Regions from separate parts of the Homo sapiens genome. Here regions 2, 3, 4, 5 and 6 are each linked to region 1. The links are chromatin contacts, found by Hi-C or POLR2A ChIA-PET in ENCODE. All regions are on one chromosome and are shown on one strand. Each heading gives the region's core, a stretch centred on a gene start or an enhancer-like site at or near the end of the contact. The rest is flanking DNA. Distances are from core to core; before and after follow the strand shown. Region 1 holds the start of KLLN (killin, p53 regulated DNA replication inhibitor). Region 2 holds the start of IFIT1 (interferon induced protein with tetratricopeptide repeats 1). Region 3 holds the start of IFIT2 (interferon induced protein with tetratricopeptide repeats 2). Region 4 holds the start of LIPA (lipase A, lysosomal acid type). Region 5 holds the start of CH25H (cholesterol 25-hydroxylase). Region 6 holds the start of FAS (Fas cell surface death receptor).

Region 1 (3,209 bases), core at 678-3,177:
TAAATTTCAAGCATGAACTGAAGTTTTATTTCTGCAATCTTCACTTGCTACACACAATACCCTTGAACCTACACATTACCATCTGGGATCAGAAACTACTCAATATCCATTCTATGTTTATGACAAGAGCACTGAACATTAAATGCTACTGAAGTGCAAATTTCAAGCACTATCCTACATCACCCCATAGGGAGAGAAAAAGGTAAATATAACAAAGATCTAGTAAGAACGCCTTATAAGGTATATTATGGCACTATTGACTTCAAACTACAAAACTTCTACATACAGTTCAAAGTTGTAGGTAACTTAAGTTTAAACATTAACAAAACTACTTTTTGCCCTCAATGTGCACCATATATACTGAAAATGATTCTGCTTCTAAAGTTATGCAAATCAGTCATATTTTAAAAGAATCTATCAATGCAACTCAGGAAACTAAAACAATCACTGCAAGATTCTGATGCAATATGCGTACGTGCAACACTAATTTTCATTTTATTCTGATCTAAACCCTTGATCTAGGGCCTAAGCCAAGATTTAATCGAAATATGCTCAACCTCAAAAAGCGTCTACTTTTTTGTTCATTTAGGAGACCGGATTACCGAGCTCGCTAATCCACTAACAGTGTACTGTATTCTGTATTAACGGACAATAGCCCTCAGGAAGAGACCATATAGATAGCCTAAGAAAGCAATCGGTGGCTTGACACTTGCAACCAGGCAAGAGTTCCGTCTAGCCAAACACACCCTAGGTTGAATACACAGAAAGGAAACACAAAATATATGACCTAGCAACCTGACCAGGGTTAAATGTTATAGTCACCCAAACTACGGACATTTTCGCATCCGTCTACTCCCACGTTCTAAGAGAGTGACAGAAAGGTAAAGAGGAGCAGCCGCAGAAATGGATACAGGTCAAGTCTAAGTCGAATCCATCCTCTTGATATCTCCTTTTGTTTCTGCTAACGATCTCTTTGATGATGGCTGTCATGTCTGGGAGCCTGTGGCTGAAGAAAAAGGAGGAGAGAGATGGCAGAAGCTGCTGGTGGCGGGGCTTCTTCTGCAGGATGGAAATGGCTCTGGACTTGGCGGTAGCTGATGCCCCTCGCTCTGCCGCCGCTTGGCTCTGGACCGCAGCCGGGTAATGGCTGCTGCGGCGGCTGCTGGATGGTTGCAGCGACTGGGCCTGCTTCTCCTCAGCAGCCAGAGGCCTGGCAGCGGCGGCAGCGGAATGGGGAGAAGACGAATAATCCTCCGAACGGCTGCCTCCGCCGGCGGCCTCCGGAGCCCGGGCCACGGGGGGTGCGGCGGCGGCGCACGGGAGGTTTAAAACCGGCCCGGGTCCCTGGATGTGCCAGCCGCCGCCGCCGCCGTGTTGGAGGCAGTAGAAGGGGAGAGACCAACTCTCCGGCGTTCCCAGCCCTGGAAATGGTGACAGGCGACTCAGACCCCCTCCCTGGAGCTGCAGCCGCCGCGGCCGCCGCCGCCGCCGCTTCTCCCCCCCGCTCCAGGAGCGGGAGGTGCCGCCGCCGCCGCCGCGCCTCAGCCGGCTCCCGCCCGAGCCCACGGCTTCCACCTTCCCTTTCAGGAGAAGCCGAGGAAGAGGCTGCACGGTTAGAAAAGACGAAGAGGAGGCGAGAAACGCCGCCGCTGCCGCCGCCGCAGGCCGGCCGGCTCCCCGAGGGCGCTGCCCCCGCGGCTGCTCACAGGCGCTGAGAGGGGCTCCGGGCCGCGGCCGCCGCCGTCTCTCATCTCCCTCGCCTGAGCCCGGCCTCGCCTCACAGCGGCTCAACTCTCAAACTTCCATCATGGCTGCAGCTTCCGAGAGGAGAGAACTGAGCGCAGTCGCGTCCCAGCGCCGAGCGCGTATCCTGCCGCAGCGCATAAAGAGTCCCGCCACATCACCGCCCGCCGGCCTGCCCGCCCCCTCCGCCGCCGCGCCGGGAGCCCGGGCGCCTCGGAAGACCGAGGGGAGGCGGGAGGCGAGCGAGAGGCGGACGGGACCGCGCCGGGCGAGGGGAGGGCAGGGCAGGGCAGGGGGCGGTAGGAGGGGGCAGAGCGGTAGCTCTGGGTGCGAGCGCAGAGTCCCCAAGCCGCAGGCTCTACTGAGCATGCCCAGTGTAGCTGCCTGGGGCTTGCTCGGGCCGGTTCCCAGCCGCCAGCCTGCAGCTGCACTTGCTGCGGCTTTTGCAGCAACGCGAGGCGAGGATAACGAGCTAAGCCTCGGCCTCTGCCCAGAAACCCAGCCGGAGGCAGGGTAGGCTGTTGTGGGGCGGGGGTGGAGGACTGATGATGAAAGCTGAGATGGGTGCGTTGAGCAGTGTCACTGACTCGAGTCTGAGGTTACCTGTGCACAGGTGAAAAGGACCAGGTGACCACGCTGCTCAGTGTAGAGGGAAATGCAGGGACGGTCCCTGCAAGGGGAATACCCTCCCCCCTTGCCTCTACCCCTAGATTTCCGCGGCGTGGACTGCATTCGCTCTTTCCTTTTGCACCGCTGTCGGATCACAATCGTTCGCAGAGATTTGACTGTAACAGCCTTTGCCTAGAGATTCCCCCTTCCCCCAAATCTGTGTCCTCATGGTGTCAGTCTTAGCACAAAGAGCAACCTGCTATTGTGTCGCCAGCGTGTATCACCTCATCCGGCTCCCTTGCAGCGCCCCACCTCTCGCTTCCCCGGTAACTCGGCTCGTTTGCCCTAAAAATGAAAGCTCTCAGCCGAGCGTGCTGAACGTGAACACATAGCCGTTGAATTTCAAGGGCCCAAAGGGCACCTATCTAAATGAACTGAAAGAGGATCCCTGTGAGTGGGACGCACCCCGCAGGCCTCTCCTGCGCCCGCTCCGGTGCCCCCAAGAGAGTCGAGCATCTTTCCCCTCGGGCTCCAGGTCGGTTCGCGGCGTCGGAGTCAAGCTCGGTTCTCAGAGACCACCTAGCCCCGCCCCCCCTTGGCCGCCGTGAAAACCCGGCAGGATGGATCGCCCGGGGCCAGGCTCCGCGCGCCCCGGCCGGACCGTGCACGTTTGGGGTTACCGGGTTGAGTGGAAAGTACGGAACGGTAGGAAGCTGCAGCCCAGCGAGTGGGCGGGGCGAGGAGACCTAGGAGGGTTCAAAAGGAGGTGGAAGGATACACGGGCCACAGTCGGAACTACTTTCCGAAGGAGGTCACGTGTGTCCCTAGTTGGGGAACTTTCCAAATTCCCACTCCCC
Region 2 (3,209 bases), core at 304-2,803, 1.5 Mb before region 1:
ACAGTAACATGCTGCACAGGTTTATAGCCTAGGTGTGTAGTAGGCTATACCGTCTAGGTTTGATGTTTGCATAATGATGAAATTGCCTAACAGCTGCATTTCTCAGAGTGTATCCCCATTGTTACACGATGCATGACTGTGTAAGTACCTGCCTTATAAGTATCTTTTGAGAATTAAATGGAATAATTTACATAACACTTTTAGAAGCCAGGCTGTCACTTAATACGAATTCAAGAAGTGATAACTACCTTTATAACATTTAATATTATTATTATTTTAATTATCAGTACCAACTCCATCTGTTTACAGAGGAGGGTTCATCATAGGCCTGTAATGTGCATTTTCTGGAATTTTTACCTCTTCAAAATTTTGCCAACTGGAGCACTGAGGGGAAAATTTACAAATCAGTATTAAGTAATGGATTTTTTGTTTGTTTGTTTGTTTTTGAGACGGAGTCTCGCTCTGTTGCCCAGGCTGGAGTGCAGTGGTACAATCTCAGCTCACTGCAACTTACGCCTCCCAGGTTCAAGTGATTCTCCTGCCTCAGCCTCCCAAGTAGCTGGGACTACAGGCATGTGCCACCATGCCCAAATTTTTGTATTTTTAGTAGAGATGGGGTTTCACCATGTTGGCCAGGATGGGCTCCAACTCCTGACCTCAGGCGATCTGCTCACCTTGGCCTCCCAAAGTGCTGGGATTACAAGCATGAGCCCCCTTGCCCGGCCTAAGTAATGGTTTTTAAATCAGCTGAGAAATTCCCACATTAGGCCCTTTAGGTAAGGAAGATACGGATCTTCCCAAGCAGATGTGGATCATCTTCAGTCAAGGACGTACCAAGAGCCTAGATTTTCCAGGGAGGAGGCAATCTGTTTATCTTAAGCTCAGCCTGATTGCGAAAACCTGTTGTAAGAGGCCAGCAGTGCAGAAAGTGAGACCAGAAGCCTATGGAGGAAGGCTGTGAGCTTTTCCTACCACATCTCCACTGTATTACCCACAAGACATCAGAGAGGCTGCAAGACTGAGGCTTTCACATTCTTGTGGGTCCTGCTTTTTCTCTGTGGTAAAGAACCTGCAGAAAGCAATGCCTCTACTCAGACAAGCTGTCCATTCCTTCCCCATATCAGACAGAAGTGAATCTGATGGGAAAGAATCTCTCAGATTGGGATCATTTTCTCCCTTCCTGCAAAACTCTTTTCCCATTTCCCTCCCCTTCTTTGGGCTATAGCATGAGGTAAGCTTCCTCAAGTTCATGCTAACAAACATAAAAATGCATTAAACAATTTATGTATGTGTGAACGTGCACACACATGCATGCACACATTCAGTCCATAAGCAGATACTCAAATCGAGGAATTAGAAAACCTGACCTCACTGAGATCTAACCTGTTGAAATAGTATTTAATTACCATTTTTTCAAAAACTTTAGACATTATGGCAGAGGAGCAAAGAAATCCTTACCTCATGGTTGCTGTAAATTAGGCAGCCGTTCTGCAGGGTTTTGCTTAGCCAGGCTCCTCTGAGATCTGGCTATTCTGTCTTGTGGATTTTCAGTTACGTTTAAACCCCAAGACAGTGTTATATAAGGGAGCTAAACAGCAGCCAATGGTGTAAGCTGTGGGTGTGTCCTTGCAAGTTGGAAACCTAGGGAAACCGAAAGGGGAAAGTGAAACTAAAGCTAGCGGAATTCCTGCTGACGGGGGGGGGTGGGGAATGAAACTTTGTTTCTATTTTAAAACAGATAAACTGCAGACCTGCAACCATAGATGTTTCTAGTGCTGCAGAAACCCAATGACTGGCCAGCATTTGGAACGAGATTCACGTCCTCCCTAAAGAACATCAGTCCATTGCTGCCTATTGTGGCAGTTGGTGGCTGGATTCTGGATGAATACACAGAAAAAGGAGAATTGAAGGAGATAGCTCTATTTTCAGTTTCTATATTTAGAAGGAACCTACTATCAAATATAAAAATCTACTCTTAATTAATTGAGTAACAAGGCTTTTGGTTGCTGGTTGCTTTTTGGTTGCTTACTTTTGGTTTCAGCTTGACGGAAATAAGCAACCAATCTGGTTTAGGAATGAAGGAAAGAGACCAATACCTAGAAAGCCTTCTAACCCCTGATGACTTAGGCAGGAGGTAAAAGCAAGGAGGTATGGTTTGAAATAGAGAGCCCTCTATTGCTCCATCATGGACACTGTCATTCTGAATCAAATTCCAGTACAACCTCCACTACAGTTCATGGAATTTGAGTTTAAATAGTTAGCAACTACCTGGCACATAGAAGCATGCAAATAAGTGGTAACTATTATTATTATTATTTTCAGTCATCAAGTTAAAAATAATGATTCTTGGCTGGGTGCGGTGGCTCATGCCTGTAGTCCCAGCACTTTGGGAGGCCAAGGTGGGCGGATGACAAGGTCAGGAGATGGAGACCATCGTGGCCAACATGGTGAAACCCCCTCTCTACTAAAATACAAAAAATTAGCTGGGTGTGGTGGTGTGCACCTGTAGTCCCACCTACTCGAGAGGCTGAGGCAGGGGAATTGCTTGAACCTGGGAGGCAGAGGTTGCAGTGAGCCGAGATCACACCACTGTACTCCAGTCTGGTGACAGAGCGAGACTCCGTCTAAAAAAATAAATAAATAAAAAATAAAAAATTGTTGTCCGGGTGCATTGGCTCAGGCCTGTAAGTCCCAGTATTTTGGAAGGCAAGGCGGGAGGATCACTTGAGCCCAGGAATTGTAGACCAGCCTGGACAACATAGGGAGACCCCAACTCTACAAAAAAACTGAAAAAAAAAGCTGGGTGTGGTGGTGTGTGTCTGTGGTCTCAGCTACTCAGGAGGCTGAGGTGGGAGGCTCACTTGAGCCCAGGAGGTAGAGGCTGCAGTGAGCCATGGTCACACCACTGCACTCCAGCCTGGGCAACAGAGTGAGCCCCTGTCTCAAATAATCATAACAATATATAAAAACAATGTTTCCTTTAAAAAAACCTACCTACTTTGTCTTTTAACATAAGAAGCAGAAGAGGAGCAGGTGCAAGAGTATTTTCCTTTTGGAAACACTTAACTGGGCACACTGCCAGATCTAAACAGTTTCTGCTCAACTCCCTGCCAGACTCATCTCCCATGTCAGCTCTCACCAATTCTGTAAGCTTCCACAGAGAGTTCAACAACTAGTTAGAAAGTTCTACACAAATAAGAATTTCTGAA
Region 3 (3,209 bases), core at 243-2,742, 1.4 Mb before region 1:
CAGACACTTGCTTCCTGGGCTCTGGCTTGTGAGGACCTATTCTCCCGATTCCTATAGAAGTTCCAGTTGTATACACAACAACAACAATTTCTTCCTTTGCCTCTTATCTGGATGAAAGCCACAGTGACATTATCAACCAGGCTCAGAACTAATGCTACCACCGCAGTCTCAGAATCACTGAGGAGCCTTTTAGAAACACACATCCTCAGACTCTAACCCAGACCCACTTAATGAGAATCTCTGGGGAGTCAACCCTAGGACTCTGTCCTTAATAAGCTGTCCAGGCAATTTTTATGCATGCTCAATTTTGAGAACCACTGTCTTAGGGCACAAGGGCAATGCCCAGTGAAAGTCACAATAGATAAAGAATTAAGGAAAGAAAGGACAGATGGGTCTGTATTGTAATGGGAAAAATTCTAAGATAAGACCATGCTAAAATTCTAAGAAATAAGAAAAGGGTTCTATAGATTCTGGGTGACTACAAAAAAAAGAAATCTGTAAATATCTCAAATCTTTTTTTTTTTTTTTGAAATCAGGCAGAACATTTAGACTAGCAGGAAATAATATCGTTTCAAGAAGAGAAATCAGGAACCTCACAGACAGAGGGCAAGGTGTCTCATAGGAAGTAAGCACAGGGGTTGGTAACACGGGATTCCAGAGCTCCCAGGATGAGGGTTAGGCAACCAGGTCCGGCCACCCCACCTTCAAACTGGAGAAAATATTTCCCTTCCTATTCAATGAGCTAACACTTCCTCTCCAGGGCAGTCTCATGTTTTGGGGATAGAAGGGAATGTTAGAGGTGAGAACAGAACTATTTTCTCCAAGCACTCCATCTCTAATTCATACTCAGGAGGCATTTTGGGGTGAAAATATTTAAGTTTACCAGCCCTTGTGCAAATCTGAGATGAAGAACTACATTAAAAGTAAAATTCACCTTTGCAGGAAGTGGGGTTTGCTATTCTGTGTATATCTTTAACAGTATCTGCTGAAAAGAACCCTTTTGTTAAATAATTGTATTACAAGTCCCCAACTTAATCCTTTCAAATATGAAATAAGACAGGGTCAGTGCACAAGAGCAATGCCCCCAGACCCATCTTTAAGTGAAGCACCAGGCCGATGAAACATCATCCCTCTCTGCTGCCTTCTTTCTCTGATTGCAACTCAACTCCCCAGGCGTGCAGTTCTGGAGATGAATTTAGGAAGCTTGCCAGTGTGAAGCAGAAAATTGTTCAGGAGGGAACAAACCACCATTGGTAAGACAGATTTACAACCAACAGAGGTAGAGGCATAGTAAGGCTATAAACAAACACTAAAATGGAGCTGGCCCTCTTTGGGAACATAGCTTCTCAGGATTTGCATTGGACAAGATGACTCAACAGCACTACCGAATACGAAGGGAAAATATTTACCTCATGGTTGCAGTGCAATTCTCAGCTGTTCGGCAGGGCTCGGTTCAGGCAGCTGCACTCTTCAGAAATCTTCCTCTTCTGCCACCAATAAATGCTGAAGAGACCTATATATACAAGTGGCCTCTGGTTCCTTTTTGTTTGTTTCCCTTCAGCTGACGTTACAAAAGGGAAAGTGAAACTAGAAAGTGAAATTGGCAGGACTCTTTTTCTTTTTTTCTTTTTATTATACTTTAGAGGACTCTTTTTCCTCCGGAGCTGAGTTGTGATCAGAGAAAGAAGGCAGCAGAGAGGGATGTTTCATCGGCCTGGTGCTTCACTTAAAGATGGGTCTGGGGACATTGCTCTTGTGCACTGTCCCTCTCTTATTTCATATTCGAAAAGATTAAGTTGGGGACTTGTAATACAATTATTTAACAAAAGGGTTCTTTTCAGCAGATACTGTTAAAGATATACACAGAATAGCAAACCCCACTTCCTGCTAAGGTGAATTTTACTTTTAATGTAGTCCTTCATCTCAGATTTGCACAAGGGCTGGTAAACTTAGATATTTTCACCCCAAAATGCTCTTGAGTAAGAGCCAAGCCCAGCTGCGTAGTGAGTTAGAAGAACTTCCTCTTTGTGGAATGTACTGATGGCATCAAGGGAGCACAACTCCTAGGAGGACACATTTACAAAGCTCCCTGCCTTGTGATTACCATATTAACCCATCTTTGCTCTGCCTTATACCAATATGATCCACAGGCCACTGTAAGGAGCAGTTATTTAGCCTCGACAGGGCAGGGGATTTTAGTCTGAATCATTGCTGAATCTCCAGTCCCTGCAAAACAACCTGCACATTGCATGGTATGGCAAGCATTCCAAAAGTAGTTGTTGACTAAATGAATACATGATTAGAAGCATGGGCAGTGATGTCTGTCTATCTGGATTTGAAATCAGCTTCCACCTTTATGCTATGAAACTCTGGGGAAAATTATTGAATGTCTCTGCTTCGGTTTTGTAAATTGGGAATAATACAACTACTGGTTTATTGTGGTGTTGGGAGGATGAAATGAGAGAATACGTGAAATGTCCTTAGAATAATGCCTGGCAGTAATAAGTAAATGCTAGTTTCTATTATAATTATTAACTAAAATCGTTAACCAAAGTGATCAGAGGGGAAACTCTTTTTTTCAGGCTGGAGTGCAGTGGAAAGATCCTGGCTTACTGCAACCTCCACCTCCCTGGTTCAAGTGATTCGCCTCAGCCTCTCGAGTAGCTGGGATTACAGGCACGCACCACCACGCCCGGCTAATTTTTGTATTTTTAGTAGAGATGGGGTTCCACCATGTTGGCCAGGCTGGTCTCGAACTCCTGATCTCAGGTGATCTGCCCGCCTTGGCCTGCCAAAGTTCTGGGATTACAGGCGTGAGCCACCACGCCCGGCCAGGGGAAATTTCAATGTTGGCTTTTTCCAGAACTTTATCTCCTCTGACATTCAACAATCCATCACAATTACTGACCTAAGCCAAACAATTCCTAACATCTCCTTATGTTCTTGGCTTCCCCAAGCCCCACAATATTTTCCCCCTTTTTATTGATGTATAATAATTTACATATTTATGAGTTGCATGTGAGTGTTTGTTACGTGCAAAGAATGTTTAATGATCAAGTCAGGGTAATTGGGGTATGTATCACCTTCAGTGTTTATCATTTTTATGTGTTGGTATCATTTAAAGTCCTCTCTTCTAGTTACTTTAAAATATACATAATATTGTTGCTAAGTATAGTCACCCTAGTCGGCTATCAAACATTAGAACTTAT
Region 4 (3,209 bases), core at 270-2,769, 1.4 Mb before region 1:
AGTTAAACCTTTTTCCTTCATAAATTACCCAGTCTTGGGTATGTCTTTATTAGCAGCATGAGAACAGACTAATACACCTTCTAATTAGTCTCCCTGCTTCTGTAGTTCAGAATGATCTTTCTAAACTAGATTATGCTGCCCTTCTATTGAAAATATTACACTGGCTTCTCATCTTACTCAGAAGACACGGTAAGATCTTGACAAGTGGCTCCCAAGGCACCAGACTTCTAGGACTTCATGTTCTATTACTTTCTACTATGTACATTCTGTTTTAGCCTCAAAGACCTCACCACTCTGGCTAGGACCCACCAGGAATATTCCTACCACAGGGCCTTTGTACCTGCTATTTTCACCCAGAATGTGCTTTCTCCAGTATCTAAGGCTGTTAACTACCTCCTTGCCTGTGCTCAGGTGTCACTTCATAAGAGTCCTTTCCTGATTACCATATACATATCATCCTCCTTATCCCTGTTTTTTTTTTTTTTTGGGGGATGGAGTCTCACTCTGTTGTCCATGCTGGAGTGCAGTGGCATGATCTCCGCTCACTGCAACCTCCACCTACCTGGTTCAAGCCATTTTCCTGCCTCAGCCTCCCAAGGAGCTGGGATTAGAGGCACACACCACCACACCCGCTAATTTTGTATTTTTAGTAGAGATGGGGTTTCACCAAGTTGGCCAGGCTGGTCCTGAACTCCTGTCCTCAGGTGATCCGCCCTCCTCAGCTTCCCAAACTGCTGGGATTACAGGCGTGAGCCACTGTGCCCAGCCCCTTGTTGTTTGTTGTTGTTGTTGTTTGTTTGTTTTTGTTGTTATTTATAGCACTTATCACCACCTCATGTATTATATAGTTATTCATGATGTGTCTCTTCCCATCAGAATATATACAAGAGAACAGGAACCTTGTTTGGTTGGTTTCTATACCTCCACTGTCTTACTAATGCCTGGCATTTAGTAGGTGCTCAATAAAATCTTTGTTTTAGAAAATGATTAATAAATAATATGTACATATTGAATATTGTTTCCTCTTTTAACAAATCTTTAATAATAATAAAAAATTTAAAGCAGCAAGATTGCTTTGCATCAGGCACAATGATAAGCGCTTTAAATGGAGCCCATGATTCACTTTCATTTATAGAGCCCACATGCTCTCTGTCAGGCGCAGAAGGTGCCAGCCCTGCAGGAGCTTCGGGGGCGGAGCAGAAGGCCGCCTAAAACAGCCTTTGCTAAGAGAGCATGCGTAGGCGACGCGCTGGTAGAGCTGTGGACCTGCCAGCCTGCGAGGCGGAGGACGGGCTCCATCTCTTAGAAACGCCTACGGCGCATGCTCTATGGGGTCAACTGGGGGGCTGGCAAGCGGCAGCGCTGGTCTGGGGCGGAGTCTCCGAGGCACTTCCCGGTGGCTGGCTGCTCTGATTGGCTGAACAAATAGTCCGAGGGTGGTGGGCATCCGCCCTCCCGACAAGGCAGACCAGGCCCCCTGCAGGTCCCCTATCCGCACCCCGGCCCCTGAGAGCTGGCACTGCGACTCGAGACAGCGGCCCGGCAGGACAGCTCCAGGTGAGAGTGCCGGCGCCGCGGCGCTGCCAGGTGCGGGTGCGGCGTGGAAGCTGGTGCCTTCAGCAAGGGGAGGGTCGCGCCCCGAGGCTCTGCCGGCCGGCAAGACCCTCTGCGTTTGGACCCAGCGAGTCTTGCCTGGGGTGCCTGCGGGTGCTTTTTCTGCGGGCGTTGGCTCAAGGCATCTGCCAATCAACCAGGGCAACTTCAGAGAGCAACTTCAGAGAGAAGCCCACTCTCTTCCCTGGGCGCTGTCCACTTTCCTGGACAGGCGCGGTCTCCGGTCAGTGAAGCTGCCCAGTGCTCCTGGACCGCGAGGACAGCAGGGATGTCTGATTCCTCTCTCTGCATCCTCGTGCTCTCCCCTTAGCTCCTCCAGGCATCCCATCCTACCTCTCTTGTTAGCCAACGGCGTGGTCGAAAGCAGACTTGGGCATCAATCCTGGTTAAAGTCCCAGCGATACTGCTTTTTAAACAGCTGACACTTTGCTTCCAGTACTTCAGCTGGGTGAACCTCAGATTCCTGAAAAATGGAATTAATGGTACTGCCATAGGGTCGGTGGAGGAGTAATTGACAGTAGATCAGAAGCGCTGCCTGCGGTGGCTGGCGCCTCGCAAGAGCTTAAATGGGAGTCGTAATAATTGTTGTTATTAGAAAGTTAAATAGCATGCTGCGTTGGGGCCTTTTCTTCTGCCACTGAACTGTTGGACTGCTCTTATCTTTTTTCAGAATCTGTACTATGCATCTAATATATACGTGGCACTTTGCTTGGTCCTGGGGGTACAAAGCTGAGTCAGATTGTTACAAAGTCTAAATAACTGAGATAAAGGTGTTAATACAGCCCAGAAAAGCACACTTAATTCAGCCTGGAAGGTTTTTTTTCCCCCCTCCTTCGAGATTTTCAGAGTATCTCCTTCTTAGTAAGAATTGCTTGGCTTAGTATGTTGAGAAAAACATACTAAGTATGTAGTGTTGTGTTGGAAGGAAAACTTAACTGGGTGAGATTTTCAGCTGAGTAGCTTTAGCTGTTACTCTCATGGACCTTCCTCTGGGCGGTTGATACAGGTTCTGTAGGAAAACCGCTGAATGAAAGCAGCTCCTGCAGATGCTATTCTGTTTTCAATTGTGGTAATTCCTTTAATTTTTTCCCTTTCAATTTACTCCTTATTCTCTAGTAATAATGGACTTTTGGGAGGTTGCATTTATGATAAAAAATAGCCTGGGGCTGTACAATCCTTCCTATCATGAAGAAGTACAAAGTTGTAAGTAGAAGCAGTGGCCTTGCTTTGCCAATGCACACTGAAGGGGATAACGTTTGCTCCTGTTCAGAGTTCACGGTCGGGCGCGGTGGCTCACGCCTGTAATCCTAGCACTTTTGGAGGCCGAGGCCGGCGGATCACGAGGTCAGGAGATCGAGACCATCCTGGCTAACACGGTGAAACCCTGTTTCTACTAAAAATACAAAAACAAAATTAGCCAGGCGTGGTGGTGGGCGCCTGTAGTCCCAGCTACTTGGGAGGCTGAGGCGGGAGAATGGCCTGAACCCAGGAGGTGGAGCTTGCAGTGAGCCAAGATCTCGCCACTGTACTCCAGCCTGGGGGACAGAGCAAGACTGTCTCAAAAAAAAAAAAGAAAGAAAAGAAAAGAAAAAGAA
Region 5 (3,209 bases), core at 475-2,974, 1.3 Mb before region 1:
ATTTTAATTTCAAATTTCTCAGTTATTCTTTAGGTAACGTGTGGAGTACAAATTTAAAATACCATGCATATTACTTGGTGTGTTTGCTGTGTGCTAGGACCTATGATTTTACTGCTGTAAACCCACAGCAATAATAATAATCCTACTTCTTGGCAGGGTGAGGAAGCCAGCTTTTTTGAGGATTGGATAAAATCAATTCAGATAAAACATTTAGCCAATGCGTGGCACCTAGTAGGTGGGCTTTACACGGTAGACTTATTATTTTTCCATTTAATACTCCAATTTCCCTTTGTGGGGAATCGGGGGGATAAGAAAATGCAAGCTTCAAGGAGTAAAGGGCTGGACACAACCACATAGATACAAGACACTAAGCAAGAATTAGGAGTGCTCCCTGGCTTCAAAGCTGGTGTCTAAAACGTCTATCCCCTAAGGGGCCCTTGTATCGTGTCATGTGTCAGACCCCGGGTTGAACGCGAGGATTTTTGTGCTGTTCCCAGGGTCTCTCAAGAGCTCTCCTAGTACCGACCTCCTTGTGCTCGGTGGCCCCTGGCCCGAGGACCCCAGATGGGTGGCGGAGAAACGCAGGGGATAGAGACTAGCCCCCTAGCCGGGCTCCGTGGGCCCGGAGTGGATTCAAGGACCGGTGGCAGAGGGCGACTGCAAGTTGGCCCCGCAAAGCCAACAAGGGGAAGGGTAGGGTAGTGACGACATCACCTGGTCCTTCAATAGCCTCCCGGGAGGCTTCAGGAACTCACATCTCTTTCCCTTGACGAACAACGCAGGTGGTTTGCTGAATTAAGTGTTCCCGCCCCAAATTGAGATACAACGGGCTTTTTAGCCAGATTGGCGCAGACTGGGAGTTAAATCCAGCATTTTCCCGGCAAAGCTGAGCCTGGCCGCCGCGGAGCCCTCTTTCCGCTGTGCGGTGCCTCCGGCTCCGATCGCGGGCCCGGCGCCCCGGGACGCGCCGCCGAGGGTAGCTACGCGGCCGGGCTGCGGCCTCTCCCGGAGAGCCTGCGTGCGTGGTCTCTCTAGCTTGCTGCCCGCCGGCCAGGAAAACTCTGGGGACAAGCTGGAGCTGGCGGAGGTTCCCATCCGGCCACCCTTCCCGTCTGATTTCCTGAGCTGACGGTCACCGCCGGCGTTCGGGGACCAGCGGTTCCCTGTGCAAAGGGCTCGTTTCTCGATCGCCGCTGGATAGACCGCAACCGGGTTCTCAGAAAACACCCGAGCTACAGACCGCATGTAGCTTTAAACAGTTTTTAAAATGCGATTATGCTTGCGTCTTTATGAAAGCACATGGATGCAGTTATACGTATGCATTAAAAAACACAAACAATTCTGCATTGATTGCAAAGGAGCGCTTTCTGGTGGCAATGTAAACGGTCTAGTTTGAGACCCGTGATGACACACGTGAACTGAGTTGCCAAACTCATAGAAACTCCACACGGTAGATCTGTACATTGTGTCCCGTGTTAATTGTACGTCAACTGAAAAATCAGAACTTACATGAAAAGTACGAAGTGCCACTGCATACACGCATATCTAAAAGCCGGTAAGATGCGGCTATAGATGAGCACATTTACAGCAATGAAGGGCCACTCTGCCGGGTTGCTAGCTTATTCAAGCTTCGCATCGCCGGGAAAGGGATGGAAAGGCAGCTGACATCACTCGGGGCGGGGCCGTGAGTCCTGTGAAAAGTCGATGGGACTCGAGCAGCAGCCTCAGCTGCCTTGCACAGCCTCGCAATGAGCTGCCACAACTGCTCCGACCCCCAGGTCCTTTGCAGCTCCGGGCAGCTGTTCCTGCAGCCCCTCTGGGACCACCTGAGGAGCTGGGAGGCCCTCCTACAGTCGCCCTTCTTCCCGGTCATCTTCTCCATCACCACATACGTGGGCTTTTGCCTGCCCTTCGTGGTCCTGGATATCCTGTGCTCCTGGGTGCCCGCCCTGCGGCGCTACAAGATCCACCCTGACTTCTCGCCATCCGCGCAGCAGCTGCTACCTTGCCTGGGGCAGACCCTCTACCAGCATGTGATGTTTGTGTTCCCCGTGACGCTGCTGCATTGGGCCCGCAGCCCGGCCCTCCTGCCCCACGAAGCTCCCGAGCTGCTCCTGCTGCTGCACCACATCCTGTTCTGCCTGCTACTCTTCGACATGGAGTTCTTCGTGTGGCACCTGCTGCACCACAAGGTGCCCTGGCTGTACCGCACCTTCCACAAGGTGCACCACCAGAACTCGTCCTCGTTCGCGCTGGCAACGCAGTATATGAGCGTCTGGGAACTGTTTTCTTTGGGCTTCTTCGACATGATGAACGTCACACTGCTCGGGTGCCACCCGCTCACCACCCTGACCTTCCACGTGGTCAACATCTGGCTTTCCGTGGAGGACCACTCCGGCTACAACTTCCCTTGGTCCACTCACAGACTGGTGCCCTTCGGGTGGTACGGGGGTGTGGTGCACCACGACCTGCATCACTCTCACTTTAACTGCAACTTCGCTCCGTACTTTACACACTGGGACAAAATACTGGGAACGCTGCGGACTGCATCTGTCCCAGCGCGGTGATGTGGCTGCGGTGGGTGCCCCTAAGACTCGGGACTGCTGTGCCTTTCACACTTGAATGAAGAGAAACACCTGAGCTATATATTTTTTTAAAGCAACTAACTTATTGCTTTATGTTTATCTATGAAAACCATAGATAAAATCTGATGCATTTTTGTAATCTGACAAAGTAATTTACATACTGTTTGTGTATCAATACAATTTTGTGTTCTTGGTATTCTTAGTCTAGCTCACCTCAATAGCCTTGAATCCTGCATATGAATTAGACATTCATCACTGGCATATTTAGAATATCTCTAAAAGGACTTGTTTGTAGAATAAGGAATTTTCTATGTTTCAAAGTGTTCTAAAACCTGGCTAAAAGAATGTATTTTTGTGGATGGTGTTGACTTCTGACTCTAAAAGCAATCAAACATGTTTCTGCTGGACAGTGACCAAGAATTATAGTACCTTCTTATATTTTTTTATAGAACTGTATATTTATTTTGAAAGAAATGTTATTCGTGCTTTAAAAAGGAAAAAAAACCATGAATCAAATAAGTATTGACTTCCGTTTCACTGGTATTTTGACTGATAAAAAAGGGAAGAGGGAGCGGGCATACCAAGTGTCCTTCTAAGCCTCCATCAGCCTCACCATGGAAAGAG
Region 6 (3,209 bases), core at 494-2,993, 1.1 Mb before region 1:
GTATTCTTTCAGAAAAGCAAAGTTTTCTTCGGGCTTTAAACACGCAGCCTCTGGTAAAGGTGCTATTGGTACAAAAGTTCAACAAGCATAGCTCCAAGCTTTGACAATTTTCTTACACTTTACTAATACTGCTGTCCAAAAACTATGAGATTTTCAAAGCAGCCAACATTGCAGTGGTGCAATGGTTAATAACAAGAGAGAGAAGAGTGTGGCCTGAGGTTGTATAAATGTTTTCTCAATCTTGAATCATTAATTTTCTCCAAGGAAGTTTCTAAAGAATCCCAAATAGTGCACACTATTTCTGAAAGGAACAGGATTTTTTTTTCTAATCATAAAATGGACCCAGACATCTCAGCCTCTTGGTGTAATCTGGATATCAGATGCAATCAGCGAACAGCCTGAGTTTTGGAATTAGATCTGAGTTCAATCCCATATCTCCCATTTACTAGCTGTGTGATCTTGGCTGAATTACTGAAGCTCTCTGAACCTCATTTCGCCATCTGTAAAATGGGGATGTGGTTATCTTCCCCACTACATGGCTCTCGTGAGAATCCGCGGAGATCACATTTGTAAACACTTCTCTCGCTATGCCTGGCACTTTGTTGGGGCCCAATAAAATAAAAATCCATGGACTCTCAGAGGCTCCGGTACTCAAATGAGCCTCCTGGATCCACGTCTCTTTGATTAGCCATCTGCAAGCTGGCATTTCTGAGCGAGGGACTTTTCAAAACAGGCTGCTCAAGTTTCTTGGCCAATAATAGGCGCCGGGTTCTGTGCGGTGGGAACGAGTACCACCAACCCCAGCAGGAGACCAAGCAGAAATCACCATGGGAGTGCAAGCTAAGAAAGGGCAAAAGAAGAAAGAGAAGGGCAGAAAAACAAAACAAAATGAAACCACTCAGGCAGCGACTTACAGTCTTAAAGAGAGAATTCCCGGAAGGGAGACAAGGCAGTTTCTTTTTCTGTGTGACAATAAAAAACGGTAAACAAGCCTCCAGAAGCTCATTCAGCCCCCATATAACTTTTTCGAGAAAGAAAAGGTGCCGTTCTTCCGAGCCCTCCGGCTTAACCACTGCTTCGGTGCTGACTTATTTCCTACGTCTGAGAACTGCCAGAAAATGAGCAATATCTGTTCTGAAGGCTGCAGGCTCTCTCCCCGCCCCCGCGGGGCGGCGCGCACTCACCCACCCGCGCCGGAGCGGACCTTTGGCTTGGCTTGTCAGGGCTTGTCCAGGAGTTCCGCTCCTCTCTCCAACCGGGGTCCCCCTCCAGCGACCCTAAAGCTTCCCAGACTTCCGCTTCAATTCCTGTCCGCACCCCACGCCCACCTCAACGTGGAGCGCAGTGGTCTCCGAGGAGCGCCGGAGCTGCCCCGCCTGCCCAGCGGGGTCAGCACTTCGCATCAAGGCCCAAGAAAAGCAAGTCCTCCAGCGTTCTGAGCACCCGGGCCTGAGGGAAGGTCCTAACAGCCCCCGGGAGCCAGTCTCCAACGCCTCCCGCAGCAGCCCGCCGCTCCCAGGTGCCCGCGTGCGCCGCTGCCGCCGCAATCCCGCACGCGTCCCGCGCCCGCCCCACTTTGCCTATCCCCGGGACTAAGACGGGGTAAGCCTCCACCCGGGCAGGAGAGGGCTCACCAGAGGTAGGAGGGTCCAGATGCCCAGCATGGTTGTTGAGCAATCCTCCGAAGTGAAAGAGCTTCCCCAACTCCGTACTGAGCGGGTCCACCAACCCGCGGGAGAAGAGGCAGCTCCGCCTGGGCAGCCAGGGCTGGCCTCAGGGTGTGTTCCGTGCCAGTGCCCGCCCCTGAGGCTCCAGCCAAGTCACTCGTAAACCGCTTCCCTCACTCCCCAGAAGCGTCTTTGAACACCTGTGTGTCACTCTTGCGCGAGATCAGAGACGAGCTCACGAAAAGCCCCGGTGGTCAGGAGGATGGGAAGGAAGCCTCGCTGGGGAACGCCCGGGTTGGGGAGGGCTCCATTGATTCAGCAACTTGGCCTGCGCGCGGGTAGGGAGGGGGAGAAGTCAGGGTGAGGAAGGAGTCAGGGTTCGTTGCACAAATGGGCATTCCTGTCCCGGGGCGTTCCTGCAGTGGCTGGCATGCTCACTTCAGGTGAGGACCTCGAGAGCCGGCCTCCTGCCCTTTCTAAAGGCTTCTGCTGTAGTTCAACCTGGGAAGTTGGGGAGGTCTTGAAGGAGAATGGAGCTCAGAGCGCAGAGGTCCTGCCTGGGTACAGGAGCCTTGGCTAATTGCTGGAGTCACTCAGAGAAAGACTTGCGGGGCATTTGACTGGGCTGTCCATGTTGTGGCTGCAACATGAGAGGCTCACAGACGTTTCTGGAATGGACAGTTAACCATATGAAAAAGTACAGATGTTGCGCCATAGGGCTCTGAAAAGGGAGGGCCCCTTAGTTTTTATTTCTCAAGAGGAAAACAAAGCTAACAACTTAAGCCAAATCGCATAGCCCCAGCTATATTAAACATTCACAATTACTTCCTGTCCTTCGTTACTCATTATTTCCTGGCCAATTTTCTTTAAAAAAAAATCTTGTAATTCTTTCGTGCTCTGGTGAACACTGTTCAAAGTCACTATTGCTTTGGAACGGTAGATAGCTCTTAGGTAGTTTAGCATGAATTTTACAGAAGGTATGTTTGGATAATGACATCATTACTGAACCTGAATTTGGATGCAGTTCCAGACTGGACACACTAAAGGTTTCAGTATTCCTTTGGCATCGTCCACCAAGCTCTGCACCTCACTCTGCAACCTCTCTCCCTTCCCAATTAGATTCAACCCATTAATAACACATTAATAACCCTTTGCTTAGCCCACTGTTCATCCTTCAGGCTTCCTCTCAGTTGACATTTTCTTCTGGAGCCTGTTTGGGCCCTCAAATCTAGGTTAGGTTACCCTCCTGAGGGCTTTCCATCACCCTGTGTTTTGCATCTGTCACTGCACTTACCACCAGTCTTGTAGGTGTTGATAGGCTTGTCTCTGTTCCACCTTTCAGTAGACTGTTAGTGCCATGAGGAAGACCCTGGGCGTGCCAGCCTTGTGCACACACTCTGAGCATCTAATAGACACAAAAAGAAGTGGGATAAGGAGGATGGTATATGGGCATTCTCTGTATTATCTCTGCAAATTTTTTGAAATCCTAAAACTATTCCAAAATGAAAAGTTCATTTAAATAAAAAAATGTAAAAAGAAGGA

The links. A loop is a pair of places that touch in the nucleus more often than their neighbours do. ChIA-PET counts read pairs that join two places held with the same protein, here RNA polymerase II (POLR2A). Pooled maps may share reads with other maps.
Region 2: a map of naive thymus-derived CD4-positive, alpha-beta T cell shows a loop between it and region 1 (10-fold over the local background). The contact joins the promoter of IFIT1 here to the promoter of KLLN in region 1. A Hi-C loop is called at or near these places in 1 of 168 maps with a recorded cell type or tissue (naive thymus-derived CD4-positive, alpha-beta T cell) and 6 of 50 pooled maps. POLR2A ChIA-PET finds 5 or more read pairs at or near these places in 1 of 52 experiments (activated B cell).
Region 3: a map of naive thymus-derived CD4-positive, alpha-beta T cell shows a loop between it and region 1 (4-fold over the local background). The contact joins the promoter of IFIT2 here to the promoter of KLLN in region 1. A Hi-C loop is called at or near these places in 1 of 168 maps with a recorded cell type or tissue (naive thymus-derived CD4-positive, alpha-beta T cell) and 3 of 50 pooled maps. POLR2A ChIA-PET finds 5 or more read pairs at or near these places in 2 of 52 experiments (CD4-positive, alpha-beta T cell and CD4-positive, alpha-beta memory T cell).
Region 4: a loop to region 1 is called in a map of B cell, with 10 times the contacts of the local background. The contact joins the promoter of LIPA here to the promoter of KLLN in region 1. A Hi-C loop is called at or near these places in 2 of 168 maps with a recorded cell type or tissue (B cell and naive thymus-derived CD4-positive, alpha-beta T cell) and 8 of 50 pooled maps. POLR2A ChIA-PET finds 5 or more read pairs at or near these places in 1 of 52 experiments (CD4-positive, alpha-beta T cell).
Region 5: a pooled map shows a loop between it and region 1 (4-fold over the local background). The contact joins the promoter of CH25H here to the promoter of KLLN in region 1. A Hi-C loop is called at or near these places in 6 of 50 pooled maps.
Region 6: a map of CD8-positive, alpha-beta T cell shows a loop between it and region 1 (4-fold over the local background). The contact joins the promoter of FAS here to the promoter of KLLN in region 1. A Hi-C loop is called at or near these places in 5 of 168 maps with a recorded cell type or tissue (CD4-positive, alpha-beta memory T cell, CD8-positive, alpha-beta T cell, OCI-LY7 and 1 more), 5 of 37 single-sample maps with no recorded cell type and 19 of 50 pooled maps. POLR2A ChIA-PET finds 5 or more read pairs at or near these places in 6 of 52 experiments (CD4-positive, alpha-beta T cell, CD4-positive, alpha-beta memory T cell, MCF 10A and 3 more).

Annotation. Positions count from the first base shown.
Region 1 is chr10:87,862,251-87,865,459 of GRCh38, reverse strand. KLLN (killin, p53 regulated DNA replication inhibitor) reads left to right here and starts at 1,927. Exons shown (of 1, transcript NM_001126049.2): 1 at 1,927-3,209. The coding sequence starts at 2,973. MLDHR (mitochondrial lactate dehydrogenase regulator) reads right to left here and starts at 1,901. Exons shown (of 1, transcript NM_001433720.1): 1 at 1,806-1,901. The coding sequence starts at 1,901. The coding sequence ends at 1,806. It overlaps PTEN (phosphatase and tensin homolog), which reads right to left and starts at 1,835. Exons shown (of 9, transcript NM_000314.8): 1 at 912-1,835. The coding sequence starts at 990. RefSeq lists silencers at 1,541-1,680, 1,771-2,080 and enhancers at 2,681-2,860, 3,111-3,200.
Region 2 is chr10:89,390,967-89,394,175 of GRCh38, reverse strand. It overlaps IFIT1 (interferon induced protein with tetratricopeptide repeats 1), which reads right to left and starts at 1,553. Exons shown (of 2, transcript NM_001548.5): 1 at 1,459-1,553. The coding sequence starts at 1,463. It also overlaps a transcript of LIPA not described here. RefSeq lists enhancers at 824-873, 1,675-1,724, 1,955-2,004 and a silencer at 2,557-2,718.
Region 3 is chr10:89,300,329-89,303,537 of GRCh38, reverse strand. IFIT2 (interferon induced protein with tetratricopeptide repeats 2) reads right to left here and starts at 1,492. Exons shown (of 2, transcript NM_001547.5): 1 at 1,410-1,492. The coding sequence starts at 1,414. It overlaps LOC105378419 (a long non-coding RNA gene), which reads left to right and starts at 1,635. Exons shown (of 3, transcript NR_188200.1): 1 at 1,635-2,252. It also overlaps a transcript of LIPA not described here. RefSeq lists an enhancer at 1,465-1,784.
Region 4 is chr10:89,250,085-89,253,293 of GRCh38, reverse strand. LIPA (lipase A, lysosomal acid type) reads left to right here and starts at 1,519. Exons shown (of 10, transcript NM_000235.4): 1 at 1,519-1,557. RefSeq lists an enhancer at 1,433-1,492.
Region 5 is chr10:89,205,832-89,209,040 of GRCh38, reverse strand. It overlaps CH25H (cholesterol 25-hydroxylase), which reads left to right and starts at 1,724. Exons shown (of 1, transcript NM_003956.4): 1 at 1,724-3,209. The coding sequence starts at 1,749. The coding sequence ends at 2,567. RefSeq lists an enhancer at 1,883-1,952.
Region 6 is chr10:88,989,332-88,992,540 of GRCh38, reverse strand. It overlaps FAS (Fas cell surface death receptor), which reads right to left and starts at 1,743. Exons shown (of 9, transcript NM_000043.6): 1 at 1,635-1,743. The coding sequence starts at 1,664. It overlaps FAS-AS1 (FAS antisense RNA 1), which reads left to right. Exons shown (of 1, transcript NR_028371.1): 1 at 1-1,119. It also overlaps a transcript of ACTA2 not described here. RefSeq lists enhancers at 808-887, 1,018-1,427, 1,568-2,078, 2,079-2,590 and a silencer at 2,998-3,047.